2 separate regions of the Homo sapiens genome follow, and region 1 is linked to region 2. Evidence: read pairs that join two places in POLR2A ChIA-PET (ENCODE). Cell type or tissue: GM12878. All regions are shown on one strand. Links, peaks and the distances in the headings refer to the core of each region. The heading gives the core; the rest is flanking DNA.

Region 1 (15,410 bases), core at 4,431-6,930, 100 kb after region 2:
CTTTAAGGGAATAGAGATCAAGTGGTATAATTGTTTTCCTTCATATTTTGAGAATAAAATTTTCAAACAAATATAACTATATAGGTATCTATGGACTAACAATCTTGTCCTTTCTCTCAGAAGCACAATAGAGAATATAAATTATGGACAATCTTAAAATAGACATATTTCTTATGGACAGTTATATCTGATAAAATAGTAGGTAAGATATCAACAATTTTTCACTTTAAAAAATCTAAATTGGCATATAATAAAAGAAATGGTTAAATATAAATTTGCATATCATGAAGAAACAATTTTATAAAAACTAAAATGCTATTCATGTGCTTTTCAGAACACAAGATATCATTTCTTCACATTCATGACTCATATGCAATTACATATAATGTTAAGGCAAATTAGCCTATATGATACTACAGAAAGTTTATCCAATTTAATGGCATGCTGTCAAAAAACACTTTAAATAATCTAAGAATCAAATAAGGCAGGGTGAATATGTGCAAAATTCTTCAAAATTTGACTTACCTAGTAACAATTCACCAGCTGTCTCTCTAGATGGTGCAACACTGATGCATCTTCGATTCACTCTGTCAAAACATATTTAAAATTACTATGACTAAATGTTCTGACCAATTTCAGAGAGGATATGCTTTATTTTACCTAGTAAAAGATTTCTGCAAAGCAGACTAGATAGAGTTCCAATAGCATGAGGTATCTTGTCGAAACCCACATGAAAATATTAGCTCCTTTTTAGCATTCTATTAGAAGAGAAATGACTGAAACGCCTAGAAAAGGCTAATAATCCCTATAACCTGTAGACAGAATATAGAAATTAAGTTATTTAAAAGAGATATCAATATTTTATATTTTCTAATAAATAAGCAAACATTGTTTCATGCCTCTGATACTTCAGATACATTTTTTGTGTGTGCTCTATTTATTTTTGTATTATTATTTTGTATTATTTATTTGTTATATACTATTATTGTATTATTTACATTATTATGAAGGTAATTTATCAAATACATTTTTAAAAAAGCCTAGTATTCTAGGAAAAACAGAGGATTTGGAATCAGAAAGTTCCTTTGTGTTCTTAGCCAATTATCTTCTTTGTGTCTCAGTTTTTCATCTATGAAATGGGTATAATAACAACCACAATAACTGCAATGATAATACTATCAATAGTTAATATATAATAACATACTTAATACTCAACAACGCTATGATACCTATTATTATTTCTTCATTTAATAGATGAGGTAACTGAGACAGAGAGGTTAGGTAACTTGCCTAAGATTAAAGAGCTAGTAAGAGCAGGAACTGGAATCTAAACCTTTAATCACTACGTTATATTGCTGCTTGATGATACCACCAGCAGCTCTATCTATATTAATAGATAGAGATGTTAAACAGTCAATTACAAAATATGTGTGTGTATACATATATATGGGTATATATATATGTACCCATATATGTGTATATATATACATATTTATATGTGTGTGTGTGTGTGTGTGTGTGTGTGTGTGTGTGTGTGTGTGTGTATATGTAAACTAACAAGGGCCAGAACATGATGACTGAAATCCCATGAACTCTTGCTGTCAGAAATGTCATTTCCTTTTGGATTTTGGCCATATAACCTTGTCCTCCCTTGAGCCTTTCCTGTTTAGGATTTTTCTGAAAATGATGGCATTATATAAAATAAATATTACATAAACACTACAATAAGCTGTTGTATATTCATGAAAGAGTGAAGGTCTATTGATTCAAAGTTACCTTATAGATTCACTTGCAGCTTTGTCTTTGACAGTAGAAGAGAAAGAAGAATGAGTTTTGTCTTCAAACAGGTAAGAGAGTGGTGGTTTGACAACATCTGTTGAGGAGAAAAGTAAATATTATCTTTATCTAATGACCATAGTTCTCTGCTATATTTATATGTTGAGTCAAGAAGCCACTATTACCTTCTGATTTCTGTCTATCCCTAAGGAGATACTTATTTGGAATAGTTAAATAACATCTCTGTAAACGTCTCCTCTCTCGATTTGGCCCTTCTGTTGGATCCAACTGCCATGAGGTTGGATAGTAGATGGGGTCATACCATACTGCTCTGCAAGTAAAAAGATTAAAGGGTGTTTTAAGTGACCATCCAGGACTTGTAGCTATAAAAAAAATCATTATAGAGATTGAGTAAGTAAGTCACAACTGATCTGTTAATTTAAAAACTCCAAATGTTTATATATTTGATCAGGGAATGCATATACAAGTAGAAGTAATAAAATCTAAGTGTCTTTTTGCTCCTGAATCCCAGTCTCCCAGTTCCTCGCCTGAAGGCAAGCTCTGCTTCCAGTTTCTTTCAACTATTAAATTTTTTAAAAGATATGTAATGACTACTATGAACACTTTAGCAACATAATACAACATGCTGGATTTAATATGGTTAGGTAAATTTTTTTTCCAAATTAATTTTTTACATTTCCCATTTTGCATTTTTTTTTTTTTTTTTTTTGAGACAGAGTCTGGCTGTGTCGCCCAGGCTGGAGTGCAGTGGCGTGATCTTGGCTCACTGTAATTTCTGCCTCCCGGGCTCAAGCGATTCTCCTGCCTCAGCCTCCCAAGTAGCTGGGATTACAGGCTCCCACCACACCTGGCTAATTTTTGTATTTTTTTAGTAGAGATGGGGTTTCATCATGTCGGCCAGGCTTGTCTCAAACTCCTAGCCTCAAGTGATCCACCCACCTGGGCCTCCCAAAGTGTTGGGATTACAGGCGTGAGCGCCCTCACCTGGCCTCATTTTGCCTACTCTCTAATGAAACAAATAAAATCAATTTCTTTCTGTGGTATGAATCACATTTTTAAAAAGATTTTAAAATAAATTTTATCTTAGATGAAATAAGACAGGAAAAACATATTAAGTACATTTTTAGAAATAAATAAGAGAAAAAAATACCCTTATTCATACCCTAAACATACCAAAATACTGGTAGCGGTTGTTGTCTTTTTTTTTTAAAACGTGCATCTGTTTTTAATTTGTAGTTATGATCATTATGATCATTTTTCTATAACTTGCCTTATTTTACTGAAACAGTATTATCTTTATCTCATCATTTTGAATGGCTGCCCAATAAAGAGGTAGATGCATTGTAATGTATTTAACCATATTACGGTTTATAACTTGTTTCTAATTCATTCACTAGCATAAATAATGCAGAGATGAAAACTTTTATGTTTACTTTCTTTTTCTTTTTCTTTTTTGACAGGGTCTCATTCTGTTGCCCAGGCCAGAGTGCAGTGGCATGTTCATAGCTCACTGTAGCCTTGAACTCCTGGGCTCAAGTGATCCTCCCGCCTCAGCCTCCCAAAGTACTAGACTACAGGTGTGAGCCACTGTGCCTGGCCTGCCTTCCATATTTCGAATATTTTCCTTAGGATAGAATCACTAAAATAGGATAACTGAAGCTAGAAGTAAAATGTTTTTAGGATGATTAATACATATTGTCAAAATGTACAATGCCACCAAAGTTCTGAGTAAGGACAGCTAATATCCTGCGGTGAATATTAGCAGCCAAAATTTTTGTTAACATAAAAAGTAAAATGTGGTATCTAGAGGTTCTAGAAAACCAAATTAGCCTCTAGCAATATTGAATATTTTCCCGTGTGTTTGGTAATTCATTTGTCTTATGTGAGGAATGTGTTCATGCCTTTTGCTCATTCAAACTTCTGGGATCATAATATTTTACTTTAGAATCTGTGTAAGTTTTTCAAACAATAAAAATAACTTTATTTGCTGAAAATATATTTCCAGGCTTTTTTGTTCTTGTTATGGTTGTTAAATACACTGGAAAAAATTAAGGTTAAAATCCATTGATTTATTTGCAGTTTCTTCTATTGCATTTGAGCTTAGAAAGTCATCTATCCTTCAAAGAGTTGACAAATATCCTATTATCTTCTACTTTATAAACTTTTCGAGTAATTCTTTTATCCATATGGAATTTACTTTAGTGTCTAATGTTTAGTGTATTTTAGTACACCAAAGTCACATGAATAAGTTATCTTAACTAAATTTAGAGAATAATACCTTGATTTCCCGCTTTTTGTTATTTGTAATACATATTTTAAATTAGTTAGAAAAATATATTTTTCTCAACCATCCTGTTTCAGTGATTTCTCTATTCTTTTACAGACCATATTTTAAAATTAAGCTAATTTTACTATCTAGATGAGCTACTGCCCCCCTCATTACTTTTCTTCCTCAAGAATTAAAAAAAACTCATATGATTATTCTTTAAGATGAAAAAAACATCACAAATGATTAAACAAAAAATTGTTTAATGAAATGATTTTATGAGTCTGAATTCCGGAATACAAATTCCGTTTAACATCAATATCTTAAATCTTCATGGAAGACAATTTTAACTGACCTCCCGCAGCTTACCTATCATGTGTCAGCTGCTGAATAAGTTCCTGCCAATGTCTGCTGGCACTCAAATCTACTTTATACATTCCTCTAATATGCTGGATCACCTTTTTTCTCTCATTTCCTTGGGAGAGAGACACTGCCTGGGTGATATCTGCAGCTATTTTAGATATATCCTTTGATTTTGAATCCAGACGCTGAAAGAGACTAAACAAATAATAAGATTGTCCATAGTTAAGCATACATGGAACGTATTTATCAGAACATGATACTTTAAAACTAAAAGTATATGTGAAATCTAATGGATTCCTAAAATACATGCCTTTGGAACATATAAAATCTTACCTTTGTTGATTATTGTTAACTGTTTTCTGCCAAGCAGCTTTATTCACTCCTTCTTCAGTTTCATATTTCTTTTGTTCCTAGAAGATTTAGATAATAATATACTATATAAAATTTATTATTTCTCACCTAACATTGTCACAGAGCCCAACAAACTAATTTTAAAACCCAGTTAACAAAGGAAAAACAATTGTCCCTAGGAGACCAGAATATTAAAATAAATGAACCATCTAAACAATGTTATAATGTTATAATTCTGTGTCTATATAATTTAGGTCACATAAGTTAGAGTAGAATGGTTAACCAGGGTTGCTAAACCTGATGAGTTTACATAGTTGCTTGCCTCCTTACTCTGCTTTTTCATTAAAGAACCTCTAACTCAAGGTATGCTTCAGCTTGCTTGTCACTTTAAAAATCTTTCCTTCACTGAAGGCTACTGATAATGGATACTGATGACCACAGAGAACAAAATGCTCCTTAAAATAAGCCTATTTTTTCTCACATAGACAAAAGCAATATAGTATATAGGAAAAATAAAATAAAATAATCATTTCAAGTTCATCATCAATGATAGCCTGTTCTTAAAAAAGTAGTGTCAATCATTCTTTATCTATGATGGAATCTCCTAAGAAAGTACTATGGTTTCATTGACTCACCTCTTTGATCATTTTAATAAGGTCTGCTTTTGTTGATGCACTGGGAGGGATGCACTTGTGACCACATAACTTCAAAGCATTCATAAGCAGTTCTGCTGTGCCTAGCTCTTCTTCAGTCAATTCACCTTGGTGATTATGTATCAACTCTGACAAATACAAAACTAACTTGGCTCCATGCTTTAAAAAAAGTAATAATTTTTTAGTCATTTAGAATTTTAATTCTTACATTTAAATTACTTAGTAGTAATTAAATTATATTGCTAGATTTATTTGGTTGCATCTGATTTAAATAAAGCACCTACAAAAGACATTCTGAGGATAAGTACAGAAATCTGATTATGCACTGAGTATTTGATGACAGAGGATTAATGCTAATTTTGTTAGATGTAATAATGTTATGTTACATAGGAAAACATTTAAAAAAAAGAATTTAGAGGTAAAATATCATAATTTCTATATATATGTTAAAATAGTTCAGAAAAAGAAGAAATGATGTCAATATAATAAAAATAGTAACAACTGTTAAATCTAGGTGATGGTTCCATGGTATTTATTACGCTATTCTTTCTAGTCTCTGTATGTTTGAAATTTTTTCATATAAAATATATTTTAAAAAGCAAGCAAACTAGCCAGCTAGCTTTTGGGGAAAGAATTTTGGAAAGGACTTGCTAAAGGAATACAGGAAAGAAACTGGGATAAAGGAAGATAATTTTTAGTTTTTCTCACAGAAAAACTGAACTAGAAGGGAAAGCTTCCTTTAGACCTTAAAACTTACTGACTCTTCTTCCTTTGGTGAAATTTCTGGAACTAAAACCTATCTTTAGTTTGTAAGCATTCACTACTCCCTAGAACAAAAGGTGAAAAACTCGCAAACCCCACGCAGACAATTCTATGTATGTATCCATGGCAGAGTTGTTTTAGCCAATCTTTTATTAACAGGCCCTAAAACCAAAATTCACAGTGTTACTTAAGATAATGACAATTGGCCTTTGCAGCACAGACCTAAACCAAACGTTCATTCACGGTTTTTTAAGTGGCCCTTACATGCTGTAGATATTACACCTGATTCTACTGTGTACAGTATGTATTATTTAGACAATAATGTTGCCAACAAGTTAAACATATATATTTTACTTTAAAAATCAGCATTGACACAAATATCACTGTATTTAGTTTTATGACATTTTAAACTGTGAATAGTATTAAATGTCAGCAAATGGATCTGGAAATGATTACATTTTGGGTGATATTTAAATTAACATGCTGAATCACATCGTGTCATTTCCCAAAAGCAAAAGATGAACATATGCAATGGTGAAAATAGTACAGCTCATTTTAATGCAACATTTTAAATTAGTCAGAGACAGCTGCTACCTGACCAAAAGAGAAAAATGAACAGAAGCTCTGTGAGTAAAAGGCCTAAAGAGTTGGCAAATAAATAAAAACGGTACATGACTAAAAGACTTTCCTAAGTGTGTCTTAAAGGTAATGATCTTGATATAACTTTAAAAATATTTCAGTTTGGTATTCAATGACATTCAAAAATTATCTTGAAAAACTATCAGAAATGTTTTTATTCATTGTGAATATCAAAGGAAACACATGATTTTCTTAAACGCTTAAGTTGTTTCTAATATCTCATTTTAATACCCTCTGATCACTTACTGATGATCATTTCAGGGACTATAAAAGGTGTCACTGGGAATAGATAACAAAAAACTCTTATTTTCAGCCCTTAAAAAACTGATTTAAGGAATTGAATCTGTTAAACATGAATCCTTAGAAAATAATAAAGTGCTAAAATATGTAAAATATTTCTTTTCAAAGAAGGTTCTAAGAAGGAAGAGTTCTGAGTAGACTACAGAAAGGGAGAAAGGTTTTAAAGAAGGTATAGAGTGATCTGGGTCATGGCCAAATGAATGGATAGAATGAGGATATAGATAGACAAAGGAGAGAGAGGTGTTCTGTGCTGGTGGACAATATGAATAAAACAGCATGACTGTAAAAATAAACAGGATGTGAAGAGGTTGCAAGACACAAAGATATGATTATCTTGAAAAGAAGAGGGTCAGCAGGCTGGAGAGTTAATCAGAATCAAGTTGTAATGGCAAAGAAGTCTGGGGCTTAAAAAATCCAGGCACATTCCAAATGAAATACAAATTAAATGTATGCAGCTGTGAAAAGGCATAAAGAAGATCACTCTGTACTACTATGTAATAATGATCTCTAGGATATACTAAGTGAAGAAAGTAAGGTGCAGAAGAGTGTGTATACTTTGCTATCTTTCTTTGTGTTATGAAGTAGGGGACAGAATATTTACATGTGTAAATACATGTATACATAGATTTGCTTGTATCTTCAACAGAAAAAAAAAGTCAGTTACCTACACAGAGAGGGAAAAAATAAGAGGAGCGGAAAGGGATAAAAGCTAGAACCTCTCTGAATGTGCTGTTTCACAACGTTGCTTTTAGAACCATGTAGACATTTCACATGATTAAAAACAAAATTAAGCAAACAAACAAAAACCCAAAGGAATCCCAAAAAACTATAAAACAAACTGGAAAAAAAAGCCTACCTACCTATCTAATTGGTTGAAGTTGGCAGCCTGACCAAATAAAGAAAACTATTTTAAGTGCTTTTATAATACAGTATTTTCACTGTATAACCATAATAGTATGCTAAGAAAAAAAGAACCACAAAGACATCTTCAACTGCACTCAGCAGGATTGTTATTAGTGATCATGTTGATCATCTTATTTTGAAAATGTTATATATGTAGAAAGACAAGGCAAATAAGTGATTATGTTAATGTTAGGAACCAAGATATCAACATTAGTAAGAAATACAAATAAAAGAATCCAAGAAAAAGTGAAAGTATAAACTCATGACTTGTCTTTCTAAAAAAATACTTATTTCCTAGCTTTGTCCACTAAAAAAGGCTGAGAAGAAATGACAACCCAGGAGAAATAAACATACCTAGTCCTTAGATTTGTAGTCTCTAAATACTATCATCTCCTTAAAAGGATATAAGGTCTTCTTGGGAGGGAAGTTAGGTTCTAGGTTTGGGGAAGGAATTGCATAAGGTGGGCCTGGGACATTCTTCTGTGCCAGAAAACAAGGAAGTTTAATCATATTAACTTGTTAAAATGAAAAAGGCCATGTCGACACAACAACTTGAATCTACAGAGGTGTTAATTTTAATATCAAACTGAATAATGACTGCAATAGACTAAAACACATAACATTTATTTTAAAATACCTGAGCTCCTAATGACACTCCAAAAATAAAAACAAATACAAGAATTAGAGGCTACTAGGGGCATGAATTCATCATTCCAAAAATTAATAAACAGGGAAGGAAACAGCATTTATCCTGCTTTTCCTTGACTGACTGTATTTAAAGGTAGCGAAGGTGCTGGAGCCGCTGCCGACGAGTCTGGATCTCACTGCCGCGTGCCCCAACACCCGCCGGACGTGCATTCTCGATTCCTTTTGTTTCCAAGTCCAATATACTCTCAAGTATACGCTCAAGGATCAGCTTATTCACAGTCTTCTAAAGGAAGAACAGATCCTCCAGAATAAGATTACAGTTGTTGGGGTTGGTGCTCTTGGCATGGCCTGTGCCATCGGTATCTTAATGAAGGACTTGGCAGGCGAACTTGCTCTTGTTGATGTCATGGAAGACAAATTGAAGGGCGAGATGATGGATCTCCACCATGGCAGCCTTTTCCTTAGAACACCAAAGATTGTCTCTGGCAAAGACTATACTGTAACTGTAAACTCCAAGCTGGTCACTATCACGGCTGAGGCACATCGCAAGAGGGAGAAAGCCATCTTAATTTGGTCCAGTGTAATGTGAACATCTTTAAATTCATCATTCCTAATGTTGTAAAATACAGCCCGAACTGCAAGTTGCTTATTGTTTCAAATCCAGTGGATATCTTTGACCTATAGTGGCTTGGAAGATAATGGCTTTCCCAAAAACCATGTTATTGGAAGTGGTTGCAATCTGGACTCAGCCCAATTCCGTTACCCAATGGGGGAAAGGCTGGGAGTTCACACATTAAGCTGTCATGGGTGAGTCCTTGGGGAACATGGAGATTCTAGTGTGCCTGTATGGAGTAAAGCAAATGTTACTGGTGTCTCCCTCAAGACTCTGCACCCAGATTTAGGGACTGACATAGATAAGGAACAGTGGAAAGAGGTTCACAAGCAGGTGGTTGAGAGTGCTTACGAGGTGATCAAACTCAAAGGCTACACATCCTGGGCCATTGGACTCTCTGTGGCAGATTTGGCAGAAAGTATAATGAAGAATCTTAGGCGGGTGCACCCAATTTCCACCATGATTGGTGGAATAAAGGATGATGTCTTCCTTAGCATTCCTTGCATCTTGGGAGAGAATGGAATCTCAGACCGTGTGAAGGTGACTCTGACTCCTGAGGAAGGGGCCCATTTGAAGAACAGTGCAGATCCACTTTGGGGGATACAAAAAGAGCTGCAATTTTAAAGTCTTCTGATGTCATACTATTTCACTGTCTAGGCTACAATAGGATTTTAGTTGGAGGTTGTGCATATTGTCCTTTTTATCTGATCTGTGATTAAAGCAGTGATGTTAAGATGGATTGGGAAAAACATCAATTCCTAAGGTTAGAAATAGGAATGGTTTGTAAAATCCTACAGTATATTCTGTAGGTACTATATCCTGTAGGTAGCTATAACTTGTAGTACCATTCTGTAGGCTGGATGGTACTAATCTTGTGTAGTCCTAAACTGGTTTGTGTGAAATAGTTCTGACACCTCTAAGGCACCACTGCCAATGCTGCACATGCTGCAGTTGGCCCTTGAGCCAGATGGATGTTTACCGTGTGTTATATAAATAACTTCCTGGCTCCTTCATTGAACATGTCTAGTCCAACATTTTTTCCCAATCAGTCACATCCTGGATCCAGTATATAAATCCAATATTGCATGTATGGTGCATAATTGTTCCAAAGGATCTTATTTTGTGAACTATATATATCAGTAGTGTACATTACCATATTATGTAAAGAGATCTACATATAAACAATGCAACCAACTATCCAAGTGTCATACTAACTAAAACCCACAATAAACCTTGAACAGTGAAAAAAAAAAATAGAAAAAAAAAAAAACGTAGTCAAATAGTTGACAAGGGAAAGTTCTTCCCTATAGTAAAGTCAGAGCTTATAGATGCTGATGGAATGAGAGACTTAGAGAAATCACTATTTTGTAACTCTTTAATGAAAAAGTGGATCTTGGCAATTATCATCAGTGGCTGCTAAAACTATTAGGTTAAAGATAATATCCTCAGTCTTCGTGGGTGAATAAACAACTGGCCTTGGTGACGAAATGGATTGAGAAAGAGAAGAAAAAGTCAACGACAACCACAGTTAAAAATTTCAAGCTGAAATTCAATAATGATACCACTGACAGACACGAAGTAGTGGGAAAGGGAAGATGGTATGAGAAAAAGTGGACTGTTAACACCGCAGTTGAATTTTGATGGATAGCAACTTTGCTGAGTATAAAGGAAAGAAAAAAACACCATTTCAAATTCTCCACAGAAGGAAAATACAGGCTAAATATGCTTCTGTCTTGGGAAAAGGAAGACAGTGCCCTCAGTGTACTTGAAAGTGTCTTAATACTGGAAAAAGCACCTAAAAGTATTCCTTCCAGATAGTTTTGACTCCTAATATGATATGTGTTTTCCATGTATTAAAGGGGATACCTATCCTTTTTAATATATCCTCTCTCATCTCTATTGAGGTATAACTTACATATAATAAAGCATAGATATATTAAGTGTTTCTATGAGTTTTGACAATTGCATACATCCATTTAACCACTACTCAAAATAAGACCTTATTTTTATCACCCCAGAAAGTTCCCTTAAACCTCTTTCCAGTCAATTCCCTTTCTCACCGTCCCCCTTCCACAGAGACAACTACTGTCCTGAATTCTATCGTCATATCTTGGTTTTGCTTGTTCCTTCAGATGAATAGAATCACAGATTGTACTCCTTTGTGTTTGGCTGTCCCTTTCCCCACTCAATGTTTCTGAGATTCATCCATAATGGTAGATGTACCAGTAGTCTGTTCCTTTTTAGAGCTGTATAATAGTCTATATGGTGCTGTAGAATAGTCTATACAGATTTCTCTCTACAGGTATAAAGAAATCACAATGTGTTTGTACATTCTTCTGTTGATAAGCATTTGAATATTTGTAGTTTTTGGCCATTATGAAAAAGGCTGACATAGATATTCTTAAACAAGCTTTTTTATGAACATATGTTTTAATTTCTTTTTCAGGTAAATATCTAAAAATGGAGTAACATGGTGACAAGTTAAATATATGTTTAATTTTTTAAGAAACTGTTAAACAGCCCTCCAATATGGTTTAATGTACCTTTTAAACTTTCCAACTACCACTCTTGAAGTGATAAACTTTATACACTCTGAAATTCTTTTAGGTATTTTGGGTTTGATTATTCCAAATGATTAATAATTTTTATCTATTTTAACTGACCACATATATTTTTGAGATATGTTATATATACTGTTGTTTGAGCTATTCAATATAGATGTTTCACAGGTAATATAATGCTTTTTTAAAAAGCCTCCAAACAATCCTTAAATAAAACACTTCAAGATGTGTTAACACATTACAAAGTTTCTGACAGAAACTCTGAAACAGAACTTCTTAATTTAGGCACTAGAAAAAAGATTGGGAAATAAACACAGAGGTTAAATTGAGCCTGTGTGAAAGCACCTGAGAAAGACCTTAGGTTAAATTTGCTTGGTAAGAAAATTATATTTATAAATTAGGCATGAACATTCAGTTTAATTTCAGTTCTTGTTTTATTCAGACTTTGTATTTCACCAAACGTTTTACTTCTCTTATCAAAGCTGAGATACTTACTTGTAGGGATGGGCTGAGACAGTCTCGTAGTATTTCCTGATGATTTGGTTCATGAACTATTTCAAAAATTTGCTTTCTCTCTTGTGCAGCGTGGGCTGGCGACAAAATATGCACTAGTAGTCTCCCAAGCTGCATTCGGAAGGTCTCCTTACAAGACCACAGAATTTTAGTCCATTGCTGCTTGGAACCACTGGCTTTACTTGAACCCTAAAATCAATCAAGATAGGAATGAATTAGGATCAGACTGCTTAAGCAATACCATGCTAGCCTCAACACAGCCCTAAAGAAGATTATGGAACACGTTTTATTCCAGATTGGTTTTAATAGTCAAAATTAGAAAGAGATATACATATCCATACACATAGGAGTTTAAAAGAGATGGGCATACAACATTCATAGCAGCATCACTCAAAATAGCCAAAAGGTGGAAACAGTCTGAACGTCCATCAGTGGATGAACAGATAAACAAAATGTGGTATATACATACAATGGAATATTATTCATCCTTAAAGAGGAAGGAAATTCTGACACATGCTACAACATGGATGACCCTTGAGGACATTATGCTAAATAAAATAAGCCATATATAAAAGGACAAATATTGTATGCTTCTATTTGTATGAGATATCTAGAACAGTCAAACTCACAGAGACAGAAAGTAGAATAGTGATTACTGGGTAATGGGGGAAGGGGTGGTAAAAGTTATTATTTATTGGGCACGGAGTTTCATTTGGGATAATTAAAAAGTTCCGGCCGGGTGTGGTGGCTCACACGTGTAATTCCAGCACTTTGGGAGGCCGAGGCAGGTGGATCACCTGAGGTCAGGAGTTCAAGACCAACCTGGACAACATGGTGAAACGCTGTCTCTACTAAAAATACGAAAATTGGCTGGGTGTGGTGGTGGGTGCCTGTAATCCCAGCTACTTGGGAAGGTGAGGTAGGAGAATCGCTTGAACCTGGGAGGTGGAGGCTGCAGTGAGTTGAGACTGGGCCACTGCACTCCAGCTGGGGAGACAGACTGAGACTCCATCTCAGAAAAAAAAAAAAAGTTCCTAGAGATGGATGGTGGCAATGGTTGCACAACAATGTGAATATACTTAGTGCCACTGAATGTATCCTTAAAAATGGTTAAAATGGTAAATTTTATGTTATATATATATATATATATCTTACCACAGTTTAAAAGAAGACATGGACAACGAAGCTAAAGTCCTAAGCCATGAAAAAATTACCAAAGGCTCAAAAATTATAAATTAAAAAAAAGCATCAAAGAACAATGATAAATAAGCCTACACTGATTTTGCAATAAAAAAGAGAAAGGATTCATAATAAAGACTTGAATTGTGCTACATTATTGAGTATAATAGTCACAAATTAAGCACTGCATATAGCAGTACCCCCTTACCTGTGGTTTTGCTTTCCACAGTCAACCATGGTCTGAAAATAGTTAAGTACCGTATAATAAGGTATTTACTCATTGTAAAAAGGGAGAGACTACATTTACGTAACTTTTATTAAAGTATATTGTTATAACTCTTGTTTTACTATTATTGTTAATCTCTTACTATGCTTAATTCATAAATTAGACTTTATCATAGGTATGTATGTATGTGAAAAAAAATAGTATATACAGGTTTCAGTACCATCTGTGGTTTCAGGCATTCACCAGGGGTCCTGGAATGTATCCTCTGAAGATAAGGGGAAACTACTCTATGGGTTTACCATAGAGTATTCCCTAACAATTAACCAATTGTTTTAACTATGGTCCCACTAAGCCTAGCCAAATGCTGATCAAATCACCTGTATCTGGTTCAAAACTGGAAGCAGTACATTCAGAATTCATTCTGAGTTTTAAAAACAGCTCCTCTCTAATTACATCTAGTCCTAAGGGCCCTGTTTGAGTGACTGAGTTCTAAGTGAATCTGTACTTGGTTTTGCTGTTCAGAGCTAAAACACCAAAATCTAGTTTAGATTTAGAGATTGACATGTCATGATTTACGAGTTCTGCTAGAATTAGATTGGCTTTTGCTATCTATAGAGTAAACTGACCGATTTGTTCCGTTGTGTCAACTGTAAGTGACCCGCAGAAACCCAAGTGAGATGATGATAAATGAACCCTGACACTTATCAGTATTCTCTACATAATTTTAAAGGTGTTAAACTTAGGCCAAGATCTAAAATTCATAATAATTAGAAAAATGAGAGTAAGTAGCCATAAATACAGTCCTTTAAAAAGAAATAGTTCATGTAAACTCCCATAGTAGTCATCAATGATGATGATCTACTCTTTTCTGATGCTGATCTTACTAAACAACACTAGAAAATGTCTTCTAGGGTTACAGGCTTAAAAAGCAATGCTTCATGAGTTGAGTCATTTTGGAAAGGTGAATTAGCAATATATATTATTCTATAATTAAAAATTCAAGTTGTCCGAGTTTTAAAAAGCTCTCTGAAAGAGCACAAAGAAATATGATTTTGAAAACGTATAATACAGTCAACATAAAACCTCTATTTCCTTTGTGTGAATGAACATTTCCCATGTAATTAATTTACTTACAATAGATACTTTGAATCCTTCTACCAGATATGTAAAAATTTCTTTCTGAAATGGATTGAAAACAGAAGACTGTTCATGATGAATATTTTCCTCAGAAATTTCGGTCTGGAAAACTGAGGTCTTGCTTTGAGTTACATTTTCTGGAGTTCTCAAAATGTCAATAATGTCTGAATTAAATTCTTTGAATTGAAAAAAAGAATACAAAATTAGTCATATCACTGCTATCTTGCCATTATAAATAGTAATAATACTGGTAAAAAATATTGTATTTAATTACTAATTCAGTTATCACAATTTAAATGTGTATCAGGTGTATTAGATGTAATAGATACAATGTAGTAGAAAGTGAATTTACGTAAAATAACAGAAATTTGAAAATGCATGTCATACAATTCCAAATTAAATATTTAATGGACTAATGAAGGTAAGTTAAACTGCAAAATGACTAAAACCATAAGATTATTATACAAATCAAACATAAAGATCATGTCATATTTACATG
Region 2 (15,410 bases), core at 6,971-9,470:
TGTGTGCAATTTTGCTTCTCATTTCATTTGCTTCCTATGAGATTTTTTTAGCGCTAAGACAGATCAAAGAAGGTTTCCTTGTTGCCTTTGGCTCCACTACCATTTCCTCTCCCAGCTCCTCAGCTAACTGGTTATTTGCTTGGCCAGTAGTGCTATTTGCAAACAGGCTCCTGAACACTGGGAGAAGATGGTTGCTGGTAAATTGCAGCTTGTGGGAATGTCTGCAACACACAGCTGACTTTCTGGAACGTGGGGAACCGCTGACCTCAAACGTAGGTTCAAGGAGGAACCACAGCCTGCTGAGGACCCACACTGAGGTGCTGGTGGATGCGGGCAGCTGCCAAGCTGATGAGGAAGGGTTTCCAAGAAGCAGGTCAGGGCCCCAGCCTGGCAAAGGGGCTCTGGGGCTCTGGGGGAGGGAACGAAGATTGATGTCTTTTGCAGGCCGACCCTGTGACCCACACAAAGCCACAAGAATGATATCCCTTTCCCTTGCTTTCTCCTCTTGCCCTGGGACAGTACTTTTCTTCCCCATTTTCCTAGCCTTCTTCTGCAAACTTCCCGGCATTTAAAAAAAATAAACTTTATTTTTTAGAGCAGTTTTAGGTTCATAGCAAAGGTGAGCACAAAGTACAGAGTTCCCACATAACTCCTGTCCCCAAATAGGCGCAGCCTCCCCCATGAACATCCTGCACCAGAGTGGTCCATTTGTGACCATCAATGACCCAACACTGACACATCAATATCACCTAAAGTCCATAGTTTACAATAGGGCTCACTCTTGGCACTGCACATTCTATGGGCTTTGACAGATGTCTAATGACAGGTGCTCACTATTATGGTGTCACACAGAGGAGTTTCCTGCTCCACCTATTCAACCCTCCCCAACGCCACATTCAGAGCAGGAGGTGCCTCCACCACAGCAACCACTGATCTTTATACTGATTCCATAATTCTGCCTTTTCCAGGATGTCATATAGTGGGAATCACAGTATGTAGCCTTTTCAGACTGATTTCTTTCACTCAGCAATACGTATGTAAGTCTCCTCTATGTTGTGTCATGACTTGATAGCTCATTTCTTTTTTAGTACTGAATACTATTCCATTTTCTGGATGTTTCACAGCTTATTTATCCATTCACCTACTGAAGAACATCTTGGTTGCTTCCGAGTTTGGGCAATTATGAATAAAGCTGCTATAAACATCTGTGTGCAGGTTTTCGTGTGAACATAAGTTTTCAACCCAGGAAAATTCCAAGGAGTGCAATTGCTATAGCATATGGGAAGAGGAGGTGTCGTTTTGTAAGGAACTGCCAAACTGTCTTCCAAAGTGGCTGTTGCATTTTGCATTCCCAACAGCAATGAACAAGAGTGTCTGCTTCTGCAGATCCTGGCCCGCTTTGTGTATTCTCAGGGTTGTGGATTTTGGCCATTCTAAATGGTGTGTAGTGGTTTCTCCTCCTTTTCATTTGCATTTCCCTAATGACATATGATGTTGAGCTTCTCTTCAAATGCCATCTTTGTATCTTTGGTAAGATGCCTTTTCAAAACTTTTGCTCATCTTTAATAGGATTTTGTTTTGTTTTGTTTTCTATTGAGTTTTAAGAGTTCTTTTGTATTCTGAGTGACAGCATTTATCAGATGTCTTGCAAATGTCTTCTCCCAATCTGTGACTTGTCTGCTCATTCTCTTGACTTTCCCAAGCTTTTCAAAGCTCATAGGGAGGGCCTGGGACTAGAGGGAGGCTAGTGAGGGACCTAGAACACAGAATTTAAAGAGGTGATCTATCTCAGGGCCTTGCAAGTGCGATGAGACACGGCCGAGTGCCTCTTTAAATTCTCACCTAATTCTGGTCCTGCTGATGTGGTCAGACCTCAGCTGCACTAATGTCCAGCCCCACCGTCTACTGAGCAAACTCGTCACTCTCTGATAGGACCTTTTCCGTGACCATTGCTGCCAAGACAGCAGCTTCATAAAGAACACCAGGCCGGGCACGGTGGCTGATGCTTGTGATCCCAGCACTTTGGGAGGCCAAGGCAGTCGGATCACCTGAGGTCAGGAGTTAGGGACCAGCCTGGCCAACATGGTGAAACCCTGTCTCTACTAAAAATACAAAAATTAGCTGGGCGTGGTGGCACATGCCTGTAATCCCAGCTACTTGGGAGGCTGAGGCAGGAGAATGGCTTGAACCCAGGAGGTGGAGTTTGCAGTGAACTGAGATTGCATCACTGCACTCCAGCCTGGGTGACAGAGTGAGACTCTATCTCAAAAAAAAAAAAAAAAAAAAAAAAAAAAAAAAAAAAAAAAAGAACTTAGAACCCAAATTAGAGACTGTCTTTGGGACTGGGAGACTTTCTCATGACAAACAAGAGGAAGAGAAATGCACCATCGCTACTCACAGACCTGAGGGAGGCTCTGTCACTTGGCAGCATGACTTTCTGAAAGCTGTCTTATCTCTCCTAGCCTGGGGTTTTCACACCTGTGGAATAGGTAAAATGCACTTACCCCATGACATAGTTTTTTGTTTGTTTGTTTGTTTTTGTTTTTTTGAGACAGAGTCTCGCTCTGTCTCCCAGGCTGGAGTGCAGTGGCCCAATCTCAGCTCACGACAACCTCCGCCTTCTGGGTTCAAGCAATTCTCCTGCCTCAGCCTCCCGAGTAGCTGGGACTACAGGTGTCCGCCACCATGCCCAGCTAATTTTTGTATTTTTAGTAGAGATGGGGTTTCACCATATTGGCCAGGCTGGTCTCAAACTCCTGACCTTGTAATCTGCCCGCCTCGGCTTCCCAAAGTGCTGGGATTACAGGCATGAGCCACCGCACCTGGCCGACATAGTTTTAGATGAAATGAGATCATGTGAGTGAAGGGTTTGGAAAACTGTCTGGTACGGCACAGGGGGCTGTGAGGAAGTGGCAGCTCTGATCACCACTGATGCATGCAGGAACCAGCTGCGGCAGTCAATCTGTGCTTCAGACTTGTGCTGCAGACCATTTACAATGGCCTCTCCCCAGGACACTGTTGGAAACTGGAAGGCTTCCGGGTATGTTAACTTCATCAGAGAGGAAGACTGGAGTATACTGAACTCTTTGAAAGGAAAATCAGGATCCTTAGTTTCAACCATGAGACTGGATAGTATTTTGTGATATCAACCAATACTTCCCCATTCAAGGAAGGGATGGGTGTGATGGGTTAAAATACAGATATGGGGCCGGGCGTGGTGGCTCATGCCTATAATCTCAGCACTTTGGGAGGCCGAGGTGGGAGGATCACCTGAGGTCAGGAGTTCGATACCAGCCCGACGAACATGAAGAAACCCCGTCTCTACTACAAATACAAAATTAGCTGGGCGTGGTGGCACACACCTGTAATCCCAGCTACTCAGGAGGCTGAGGCAGGAGAATGGCTTGAACCCGGGAGGTGGAGGTTGCAGTGGGCTGAGATTGTGCCATCGCACTCCAGCCTGGGCAACAAGAGCGAAACTCTGTCTCAACAACAACAACAAAGACAACAACAACAACAACAACAAAAAACCAGACATGGCCCAAGAGTCTTTCTGGCTTTTGTTTCCAAAAGCCTAAACCCCAGAGGTGAGAAAGAATTCAGAGTATCGGAGGAAAATGTCTTGGCCAGAAGCAGGAGGAAGAAGAGCATTGCCTGCAGGACCGGAGAGTGACCCTCTCTGCAAGCTGGGGTGGTTGGGGGCCACAAAGCCTTGTTAGGAGACGGGGGGGGGTTACAAGACCCTAGAACAAAATGGCCATTGGGTGCCCTGAAGCGGAGGAGGTCATGGGCAGTCTTGTGGAGAGTTTTGTGTCCCCAGGCAGGACCCAAGACCACCAACAGCAACCAGCCTAAAGGGTCCCCACCCAGATGATGGTGTCCTACGGGTCACCCAGTGGACAGATACCTGGTCCTGTGTAAGTTCTGGGGAAACACTGAGGCAACCCAAGCAGGCCAAACAGGCAGAATGCATGCTTCGATTTGCGTTTTAAAACATTTAGAAAAGTCACTTTTCCCCGCATATCTGAATATGGGGATTGAGACTCGCATCAGCCCTATTCACTTTGATCCGCAGGTGCTAGGTGGTGGCCCTTTTTAAAGACAGCTTCCCTGCAGGAAGCCCAGCCTCCTTTCTCTGTATGGCTTCTCTCAGGGTTTGCCATTCCCTTCACTTTTGCATTTGTAGAGTCTTCAGCTTCCTTTGGTTCTGAGCAGGACCCAGGAGATGGACATGCATTTCCTCTCTGACAAAACTGGCACTTGTTCTCCTTGGAAGCGATAAAGTCAAACATTTGCTTGAATTTTTTTTTTTTTTTTTTTGCTTTTTTGTTTGTTTGTTTTTAGAGATGGGGTCTCACTCTGTTGCCTAGGTTGGAGTGCAATGGTGCAATCACAGCTCATTACAGCCTCAAACTCTTGGGCTCAAGAGATCCTCCCACTTCAGCCTCCTGGGTAGCTGAGACCCTAGGCACGTGCCACCATGCCCCGCCAATTAAAAAAAAAATGAAGACAGGGGCTTGCTTTGTTGCCCAGGCTGGTCTTAAATAACTGGCTTCAAGCCATCCTCCCACCTTGGCCTCCCAAAGTGCTGGGATTACAGGTGTGAGTCACCATACCAAGTTGGGATAACTCTTCTGAAATGTCAAATGCAATTACAAGAAGCAAAAAAATTGGTCCCAACTTCTCCCATATGGTATGAAAAATTAAAGAATTTCAATGCAGTTGCCTTTACTCTCGGGGACCTAGGCCTCTTCCACTCGCATGCTTTTGCTTCCACTATTTTATCTACTTTACCCCTCCTTGACTCAGCACCCAACACTTCTTGTGAAAAGCCATCTCTGCCCTCCTTCAAGGGTTCATTCTGAGGCTACCAGCCTCTCAAATTTTTCTTTCTTTTTTCTTTCTTTCTTTTTTTTTTTTTTAAGATTGAGTCTTGCTCTGTTGCCCAGGCTGAAGTGCAGTGGCATGATCTCGGCTCACTGCAAGCTCCACCTCCTGGGTTCAAGCTATTCTTCTGCTTCAGCGTCCCGAGTAGCTGGGACTAGCATGCCACCATGCCCAGCTAAGTTTTGTATTTTTAGTAAAGATGGGGTTTTACCATGTTGGCTAGGCTGGTCTCGAACTCCTGACCTCAGATAATCTGCCCGCCTCAGCCTCCCAAAGTGCTGGGATTACAGGCATGAGCCACCATGCCTGGCTCAAAGCTTTCTTGAGCTGGGCAGCCACCTTGGTCCCTGGACCTGAGCACTCCCCTTCATTTCTATGACACTTCTGGGTTTTTACTGTCTTCATCACATTGTTCCCCTCTACTTATCCTTTCTCATGTTGGTGGACAATGAATTATTTCCAATATTTTCTTTTGTACAATGATGTTATGAGCATGTCTCTTGCACGATAATTTTTCCAGGGTAGATACTACAATAGGATTAGAGTTGGTGAGTAGAGATGCCACACATCTTCACTTTTACACTTCCCTGTCTGTTAAAATAGAATGAGTAACCTCCATTCCCCATAACTTCACATACACTAAACGCACACTCACAAAAGAGGCTGGTCATCTTTCTTCAAGACATTCAAGAATTCTCTTGTGGGACTATTTCAGAAAGGTCCCCACATTGTCAGCACCTTAAAGCTGCCAGATACACATCTTCAAATGCCGTAAGTACTTGAATGTTTGCTGCTGAAAACAGCAGCCTGTGACTCAACTACTTGAATAATCAAGACCAACAGCCTGATGATGCCACGCTCTCATCACTTATCAGATGCCGTCATCAAGGCTGAGCAGCAACAGCCGGGTGTTTTGTTTGTCCCGGGAATTCTGACGAAAGTACACGGTTTGCAAAGTGCCAGCCAGCACTGCCTGAGACAGCAATTCAAGGCCTCTGGAGCAGGGTCGCCTGTCATACGCAAGTCCTGTCTGATGGCTCAAGCTGCCCCAGGAATGACCAGAAAGTCACCGTGGGAGTGTGGACGCAGCTCAGAATGACCTAGACGCATGGCCTGTAGACTTGAGGGACACGGGCTCTGGAAGAGGAACTCTGAAATACTACTGTAGCTGGTGTTAGAAAATAATCAATTGGGTGGCCAGAGGCTGAGATGGCTGTTTTGCCTAGGATTCTGACCTAAGCAAACTAAACCCAACTCAATGTCAACAGTAAAATGAAACGTGAGCCTAACCAATCACCAGCTAATTTCTAATGAGAGACTCTCCTTTTTTTTTTTTTGAGACAGAGTCTTGCTCTGTCACCCCGGCTGGAGTGCCGTGGCACGATCTCGGCTCACTGCAAGCTCTGCCTCCCAGGTTCAAGCGATTCTCCTGCCTCAGCCTCCTAAGTAGCTGGAATTACAGGCACGCACCACCATACCCAGCTAATTTTTGTATTTTTAATAGAGATGGGGTTTCACCAGGTTGGCCAGGCTGGTCTCCAGCTCCTGACCTCAGGTGATCCGCCCTCCTCGGCCTCCCAAAGTGCTGGGATTACAGGTGTGAGCCACTGTGCCCAGCTGAGACTCTCCACTTTAACTGATCAAGTATTTTTTCTTTGTCTTGCTTCCAAGAACACCTTATAAATGTTTACCCCTCACGCCCCCTCAGTGGAGCCCTGAACCTCTTGCAGTTTGGTGCTGTCCAATTAATGAATCACCCTCTGCTCGGATAAACTCTCTAAAATTGTAATGTGCCTAGGTTGATCTTTCCACACTGGTTACATGCTGCTCTATCAGCTGAGAACCTCTGGGAAGCACCGTCCTGGAGCATGCAGCACTGAGGGCTGGTGGGCATTGATGCTCTGAGCGGAGGCTCGGTGCCTGGACCCTAAAGTGGCTTCTGCATTAACACTGTTTGCATGCCCAGCGTAGCTTACTTTTTTCTTTTCTTTCTTTCTTTTTTTTTTTTTCAGACAGAGTCTTGCTCTGTTGCTCAGGCTAGAGTGCAGTGGTGCTATCTTGGCTCAGTGCAACCTCCTCCTGGGTTCAAGCGATTCTCCTGCCTCAGCCTCCCAAGTAGCTGGGATTACAGGTGTATGCCACCACGCCCAGCCAATTTTTGTATTTTTAGTAGAGATGGGGTTTCACCATGTTGGCCAGGCTGGTCTTGAACTCCTGACCTCAGGTGATCCACCTGCCTTGGCCTCCCAAAGTGCCGGGATTACAGGCATGAGCCACCGCGCCTGGCCAGTTTTTTCTAATTCCTATGAGTGGCAATACGTGGATGAGTTCTCAGTTAACCAAAAGATAGCAAGAATACTTCCTTCTGTGCACACCTCAAACAGCAGAGTTTAAGTGAAGCCTGGGAGGGCCTGGGAGGTCACCAGCAGAGGGCTGTGTGCGGAGGCTTGCTGCTTCCCAGCTGAACAGCCCGTCATGCAGGGCAAGGCTTAGTTGACATGTTTTTCCTTCTTTCTTTTTTTAAGAGACAGGTTCTTGCTCTGTCAACCAGGCTGGGGTGCAGCGGCACCATCATGGCTCCCTGCAGCCTTAAACTCCTCCTGGGCTCAAGTCATCCTCCTGCCTCCTTCCTGAGGAGCTGGGATTACAGGCACACACCACCATGCCCAGCTAGTTATTTTATTTTTTGTAGAGACAGGGTCTCACTAGATTGCTTAGGCTGGTCTCCAACTCCTGGGCTCAAGCGATCTTCCCACCCTGGCCTCCCAAAGTGCTGGGATTACAGGCATGAGCCACTGCACCCGGCCAACATGTTTCTCATCTGTGTGCAAAGACTGAATACCTAGGCTGCAAAATGAGCTCCCAGAAATGAATTAGAAAATTCTGCCTTACAAGTACAAACAGAGAAGTGGTTCTGGAGATGTGGTTTAACCAACTGGAAAAAGTATTTTTCAGACAGGAGGAGTGGATGAGGAGCCAGGAGACTTGCTTTTAATCCTATTTCTATTTTTAAAAATTATTTGTATGACTTTGAACAAGGTTTTTTCTCTTTGTGTTTTAGTCTTCCCTTTTGTAACTGTCTGTCGTCTTCCTGCCCCAAAACGATTAGAATTAAGTAAAATGCCTCAGCTGGGAACAAAACCAAGATGACGACTTGGCACATTCCTAGAATATTAGACATTGTCATCGGCCTTTGTTGAGATTAAGTAACAACTTAATGGCTCGATTCTGAAAAAACAAAAGCAAAAAGAAAAAGAAAAAACGTAGTCACGTAGTTTTCATTCTAGATTAGAAGCATGGATGAAACCGAAAGACTATTCAAAGAAAATTGCTTTTAAAAGAGGAAGGAAGAACTAATCTTGAAGGCTGTCACCCACGGACACTGCTGATCATCTGTTCCATACATTCAAAGGATCTCTCTACGGTGGTTATTCAGACCTTGCAGACAGGCTGATGTCTGTTGCTCAAGTACGCCATGCATGGAAGAGAGTATATTGGCAGCAGTGAAAAAAAATATAGGACTCATTTAAAAAGCCTGGAAATAATCTGGATACTTTCCAGGAAAAACGATGTAGAGTCTGACGCAGTTGTTGTTGTTTTAATGAGTGACAGCCTGCTGCTGGTCCCTGCGATATGGTTGTTCATGGAGACTTGTCCCTGAGCAGCAGAGCTGGTGGTATGAATGGCAGGCTGGGGATGGAGACAAGCAGGGATAAGTTCCACTTCTTCCCAGGAGCCAAAAAAGCCACAGATGACAAGATCTGCCCTCTGTGCCAGCACCCCTTCACCTGAAATGACAGAACTTCTCATGTACCATATGGCGGGACAGTGCTGGGAAGCCTCCGAGCAAGACAGTCTGCCAGGGAGGCTGGCTCTGGTTATTTCTCTTTCCACTTTATTTTAAAATTTAAAAAATTTTTATTTTTGAGACAGGGTCTCATTCTGTTGCCCACGCTGGAGTGCAGTGGTGCAATCATAGCTCACTGCAGCCTTGAACTCCTGGGCTCAAGTGATCCTCTTGCCTCAGCCTCTCAAGCTGCTGGGACTACAGGTGCATGCCACTGTGCCCAGCTAATTTTTAAAATTTTTTGTAGAGACAGAAGTTCACTTTGTTGCCCAGGCTGGCCTCAAACCCTTGGCCTCTTGCAATCCTCCCACCTCAGCCTCCCAAAGTGCTGGGATTATAGGCATAAGCCACTGTGCTCAGCCTATTTCTCCTCTCAACCAGGAGTCACCTGGTGGTGGGTGAAGAAGCAGCTGGATGGGAGAAGTCCAACCAGGATAAGGCCATAAAAAGCAAGAAAAATGTACACATGGCCCAGCTCATGGACAGTCTTTATAAGCAAATAGGGAAGGATAAAAAGACGAGAATCCAAATGTGAGAAGCAGAAAAATAAAGCTCTGGTCCTAGGAAAGGTTCATGGTGGGAAATGGGAGGATTCGAAATCAGAGAGAGCTCAGATTGGGGTCCTACAGGATGGCACAGTTAGTTCCACTGGTCACTAACTAGTCCCCACTCCTCCAGGGAGGGTGAGGGATCAGCTAGTCTCAAAATTACCCTCCACCCCTGCACCAGGAAGACTCACTCTCTGTAAAGCTTCCCAGTCAATGCCCTTGTGTCACGAGTGGTTACTGTCTGGGGCCAGTGGCACGGGCAGTAAAAAGAATTTGCCAAGACAGTCATAGGTACAGAAATGCAGATTTATTAGCAAAAGCATGGAAATATGTTGCAAGAAAGCAATAGGCCAGTTAGCAAGAGAGGAGCTGACTGGAGGAGACAAAGGCTTCCTGGGGATTTTATAGGATGGAGCTTGTTCTGTGTGCTGGAGAGGGCTAAGTGCAGTATTGATAATGTCAAGGTGGCTGTGAACTAACTTGCATTTTTCTATCAACCGAGGGTCTGGTGATATCTGGGTGCAGGAAGATCGTGAGTCATTTGCGCAGATGGGCTATGTGTCCTAGACTATGAAGAAACGCAGATTTATAGCTTATCTGTATTTTCTTTCTGCTTTCCCTTGCTCCCACCAGCCTGGCTCCTTGTTCCTAATTAGGACCCCACAGTAAGGCTGCCTTCCTTTGCTGGCTGGACGCAGTGGCTCACGCCTGTAATCCCAGCACTTTGGGAGGCTGAGGCGGGTGGATCACCTGAGGTTGGGAGTTTGAGATCAGCCTGACCAACATGGAGAAACCCTGTTTCTACTAAAAAATACAAAATTAGCCAGGCGTGGTGGTGCATGCCTCCTACTCGGGAGGCTGAGGCAGAAGAATAGCTTGAACCCAGGAGGCGGAGGTTGCAGTGAGCCAAGATGGTGCCATTGCACTCCAGCCTGCGCGACAAGAGCAAAACTCTGTCTCAAAAAACAAAAAACAAAACAAAAAAAAGAAATACTTCCTTTGCTGAAGTCAGCAGCTGATAGAGGAAGGCAATACAAAGCCGGGTATAGACAGTGAATAAATTTAGAAAATGTACCAGAACATGGCATTGTTAATGAACCATGGAGCACCAGAAATGGAAGGATTTTGCAAACCATGGTTCCAATGGTTTTAAAGCGCAAAGTTTAAACATTTATAAATTAGGTCCCTTCTAAAGTCAATCAGACAAACGCAGTCTCTTACAGCCTCTTATGGTTTGGATATTTGGATATCCAAATCTCATATTAAAATGTGATTCCTTTGGGAGGCTGAGACGGGTGGATCACCTGAGGTCAGCAGTTCGAGACCAGCCTGACCAACATGGAGAAACCCTGTCTCTACTAAAAATACAAAATGATTCAGGTGTGGTGGTATGCGCCTGTAATCCCAGCTACTTGGGAGGCTGAGGCAGGAGAATCACTTAAGCCCAGGAAGTGGAGGTTGCAGTGAGCTGAGATCGCACCACTGGACTCCAGCCTGGGCAACAAGAGCAAAACTCCATCTCGGCGGGGAAAAATGTGATTCCTGATGTATGGAGGTGGGGCCTGGTGGGAGGCGTTTGAGTCATGGGGGTGGAGCCCTCCTGAGGCCTCCCCAGAAGCAGATGCTGGTGCCATGCTTGTACAACCTGCAGAACTGTCGGCTAAATAAACCTCTTTTCTTTATCAATCACTGAGCCTCAAGTATTTCTTTATAGCAACACAAAACCAACTAATACATGGCTGTATTTTCAGTATCTGTCGCCACAGAAGATACAACACGACAAAGCTGTGATTAATTCAGTAACATACTTAAATTCATCTTTATTAATCCCAAAGGCATCTATGCATACTTGCAAATTAATCAGCAGGATACAAACACATGGCAGTCGCAATTGCTCTACACAGGTTTCCTGGGTTGTGCACCTGTATTCAGAGACCCCTTGCAGTGGCTCTGAAGGCCCACCTTCCACCTTGAGGAAGCTGAAGGGCAGAAGACTGAAGGTAACTTAACCTCCTTAACCAACCAGTTAGTGTTTGAGAACCTGGTATTGCTGCACTGCCAGGGGACACCCAGGTAATGGCCAGGAACCCTCCTCTTGCTAGACAGGTAAGCCCAGACTAGTGTAGGGAGGAACTGGCTCTCTCTCTGTAGAGGGAGAATATCCTGAGAGACAGGGCTGGGCTGTTTTCACCGTGCTTCCTCATACCTGCCCCTCCTCTGACCAGCCAGAGTTATCCGCACTGCCTCAAGGAGAATGAGGACGATTACACAGAAGTGCAAAGAGGAATTTTGCTTTTTACTTCCAAAGCGGGTTCAGAAAGCCTTCTTCAGGAACAAGTTTTAGACGCTAAAGCCTTTGATTTATTTGAGGAAGGCTCTTTGGGGGTCTCAGAAAAGGGGAACCCCAAAGGCACCAGGTCCTGCGGTGAGGCCTGGGGCAAGGTCTAGGGGAGCCCCGTGTAGAGGAGAGCAGCTGGCACTGAGCAGCAGGCCTGCATTCCCTCATCTTTGCCACATGGGGAGCAGTGCCTGCAGCAAGCCACGGCCACGCAGAGGCACGGTGCCCACGCTGAGACCTCCCATCAGAGACCTCCCATCAGAGACCTGCGTATCTCCATGGGTCCTCCAGCAGGGCAATTGCCTGTGCCCTGAGATGTTGGTGAGCCTCAATCACATTCCTCCATACAACAATCTCATGTTAAGACCAGAGATCCGATGAACCCCCAAAGCAGGGTGGGATCCCCAATACTGACAGGCGATGGCATGCGGATGCCCCAGTGTTGTACTTCTGTACCTGGGAGGGACACATCGGAACTGGATTCTGGGACCCTATTTCCTTGTAAGTGCATTCTAGGTCTTTCCCTGCTACCCCAGCTGCTACCTCTTACCCCTAGGGCAAGAGGATACCCTAGGAACAGTGTGGAGTTCGAGTGGAAGCCCTGGGTGCCGTCCTTGCTCCTCTAGGCACCTTGTCCTGATGGTGATTCTCCTTTGAACCACAGTCTCCTCCTTCAAGAATGGGGATAAAGATCCCTGCCTCCCCACTGCACTCCAGCCTGGGCGACAGAGCCAGACTCCGTCTCAAAAAAAAAAAAAAAAATCCCTGCCTCCTGGCATTTCTGTAAAGATCAAGTGGACAGGGTACATGAATGCTTTTAGCAAACTGAAAAATGCTAATCAAATGCTAGTGATTGCTCCTTTGAAAATCCAAGCACAGCCTGCAAAATACTTGGAATATAAATTGAGCAGACATATCGGGAGTAGTTTCAGGTTATGCTTACGTGTCCTTTATTTAAAAAAACAATGCTTAAAACACCACCTAAAAATTCCTCTGACCACCTATTTCAGTCAAACGCTGGAAGATGGGGGATGCTTTATATTAAAGAATTAGAATGAGGCTGGGCGCGGTGGCTCACACCTGTAATCCCAGCACTTTCGGAGGCCAAGGTGGGGGGATCACTTGAGGCCAGGAGTTCAAGACCAGCCTGGGCAACATGGCGAAACCCCTTCTCTACGAAAAATACAAAAATTAGCTGGGCGCGGTGGCGCGTGCCTGCAATACCAGCTACTAGGGGAGGCTAAAGCATGAGAATCGCTTGAACCTGGGAAGTGGAGGTTGCAATGAGCCGAGATTGCACCACTGCACTCCAGCCTGGGAGACAGAGCAAGACCTTGTCTCAAAAAAAAAAAAAAAAAAAAAATTAGAATGAGGAAAACAATGATGAGGTGGAAACAGATGTTTGAACATAGGAGAATTTTCGATGCATAAGGATGCTGCGGGCACTTAACCAGATGTCTGCCCTTCACTACCTGGCCAGGGTGGCACTTTTAAACCATCTGATAATGGAGAGAGGCGGCACAGTCTGTATGGGCACACAGCTCACTCTGTGGCTGAAGCCACATGTGGGTGCACTGGGCCCAAGGAGCTGACCTCTGCTCTTGTGGCACTCCCAGTCCGGCACAGACTTGAGGAGACCACCGAAAAGGAGCCCAGGCCAATGGCCTGCAAAGCCACTTCCCTCTACTTGACCAAGAAGAGCTTCCCGGACCCTGGCTCCTGCCTGCGCATCTGGCCAGCTTCATCTTCCAATGCTCCTGGTCTCCGATAAGCCCCAGCTGCTGGACTGCTGTTTTTAAACCCCTTCCAGGCGGGAGGAACAGAAGAGAGGTGAGTGGACAGGTGCAGGCCCTGGAGCCTGAATCTGCTCCTTTCTAGCTCCGGAAATGTGGGTAATTCCCTTCACCTCCTGCTTTCTTCCCTTCAAAATAGAGGAATGGTTGTATTGGTTTCTATTGTGGCTACAACACATTACCATATATTTATGGCTTAAAACAATGCAGTTTTATTATTTTACAGTTCTGGAGTTCAAAAGTCTGAAATGGGTCTCGATGGACTAAAATCAAGGTGCCAGGAGGGCTGTGGGTGGAAGCTCTGGGGAGAGTTCGTATTTCTGCCTTTTCCAGTGTCTACAGCCATCTGCAATCCTGAGCTTGTGGCTCCTCCTGCATTTTTTTTTTTTTTTAACATTTTACTTTAAGTTCTGGGATACATGTGCAGAACGTGCAGGTGTGTTACATAGATATACGTGTGCCATGGTGGTTTGCTGCACCTATCAACCCATCATCTAGGTTTTAAGCCTTGCCTGCATTAGGTATTTGTCCTAATGCTCTCCCTGCCCTTGCCCCTCACCCCCCAACAGGGCTCGGTGTGTGATGTTCCCCTCCCTGTGTCCATGTGTTCTCATTGTTCAACTCCCATTTATGAGTGAGAACATGCGATGTTTGGTTTTCTGTTCCTGTGTTAGTTTGCTGAGAATGATGGTTTCCAGCTTCATCCATGTCCCTGCAAAGGACATGAACTCATTCTTTTTTATGGCTGCATAGTAATCCATGGTGTATATGTGCCACATTTTCTTTATCCAGTCTATCATTGATGGGCATTTGGGTTGGTTCCAAGTCTTTGCTATTGTAAATAGTGCTGCAATAAACATACATGTGCATGTGTCTTTATAGTAGAATTATTTATAATCCTTTGGGTATATACCCAGTAACGGGCCCTCCTGCATTTTTAAAGCCAGCCCAGCAGCATCCCCCACCTTCTCTCTCAGATGCGCCTATCTTCCTCTTATGAGAACCTTTGTGACGACACTGGGCCTGCCAGGTATTCCAGGATCACCTCCCCATCTCAGGATCTTTCCGTTAATCACATCTGCAAAATCTTTTTTGCTGTGTAAGATTCACAGATTCACAAGTTCCAAGGATTAGAGGGTGGCCATCTTTGGGGACCATGATTCTACCTACCACAGTAGTCATCAGGAATAAGTAGTTCATACAACATAAGCCACTAAGAGCCTGGGCTGCAGGAAGCACTTAATTAATGTGAGCCATAATCATTCTCCCTTGCTGAAACAGAGCCCCCAGCCTGGAAGGCTTTCGCCTTGCACTGGCTGTGCCCCAATAGTTCCATCTGGCCAAATCATGAGACCTCCTTCCAGATGCCTTCCCTGTCCTTCTGGGCCGGGCTTGGTGTCCTTCTGTGTTGAGGTGGGAGCTTTTCTTAATTCCGTGTTGTATGCTTTTTTTTTCTGAGACAGAGTCTTACTCTGTCGCCCAGGCTGGAGTGCAGTGGCACTATCTTAGCTCACTGCAACCTCTGCCTCCTGGGTTCAGGCGATTCTCCTGCCTCACAACCAGCTAATTTTTGTATTTTCAGTAGAGACGGGGTTTCACCCACGTTGGCCAGGCTGGTCTTGAACTCCCAATCTCAGGTGATCTGCCCGCCTTGGTCTCCCAAAGTGCTGGGATATCAGGCGTGAGCCACCGTGCCCCGCTCTGTGTTGTGTTATAATCCTCTGTCTCCCTCACTGGATTGTAAATGCCTCAGGAGCAGGGATGGCCTCTGACTTATTTTGCATTCCTACCCCTAGGACATGGCACACAGCAGCTGTCAAATGTCTCCTGGACGGCTCATGGGTGAAGGTAGGTCTGTGTCCTTTGGGGTGTCCAGAACCTCAGAGCTGCCGTTGCTGCTGTGGGAGGGGAGCAGTGAGGGGGTCTCTAGGTGGGGATCTTGTGCTCTGACAGAGGCAGCTCTTCAGGGTGGTAGCTGGTTTCCCCACAGAGAAGGC

The links. ChIA-PET counts read pairs that join two places held together with the same protein. Peaks named below come from ENCODE experiments on the same cell type or tissue, not always from the same donor. Only the 100,000 strongest peaks of a DNase experiment are listed, where the experiment ranks them.
Region 1: POLR2A ChIA-PET joins it to region 2 with 5 read pairs; 3 of 35 experiments call an interaction of 5 or more read pairs at or near these places.

The regions. Positions count from the first base shown.
Region 1 is chr1:235,729,071-235,744,480 of GRCh38, forward strand. It overlaps LYST (lysosomal trafficking regulator), which reads right to left. Exons shown (of 53, transcript NM_000081.4): 30 at 14,909-15,087; 31 at 12,352-12,558; 32 at 5,413-5,589; 33 at 4,760-4,836; 34 at 4,433-4,621; 35 at 1,962-2,107; 36 at 1,777-1,873; 37 at 526-587. It also overlaps the pseudogene LDHAP2. Among named protein-coding and RNA genes, the nearest start is that of GNG4, 87 kb to the left of the region's middle. In GM12878, for the core only: no CTCF peak of the experiment used is centred there; no DNase peak of the experiment used is centred there.
Region 2 is chr1:235,624,693-235,640,102 of GRCh38, forward strand. The region is part of intron 1 of GNG4 (G protein subunit gamma 4); the gene reads right to left. It overlaps LOC124904560 (a long non-coding RNA gene), which reads left to right and starts at 15,351. Exons shown (of 4, transcript XR_007066960.1): 1 at 15,351-15,410. In GM12878, for the core only: no CTCF peak of the experiment used is centred there; a DNase peak (open chromatin) is centred at 8,299; H3K4me3 peaks cover 585 bases.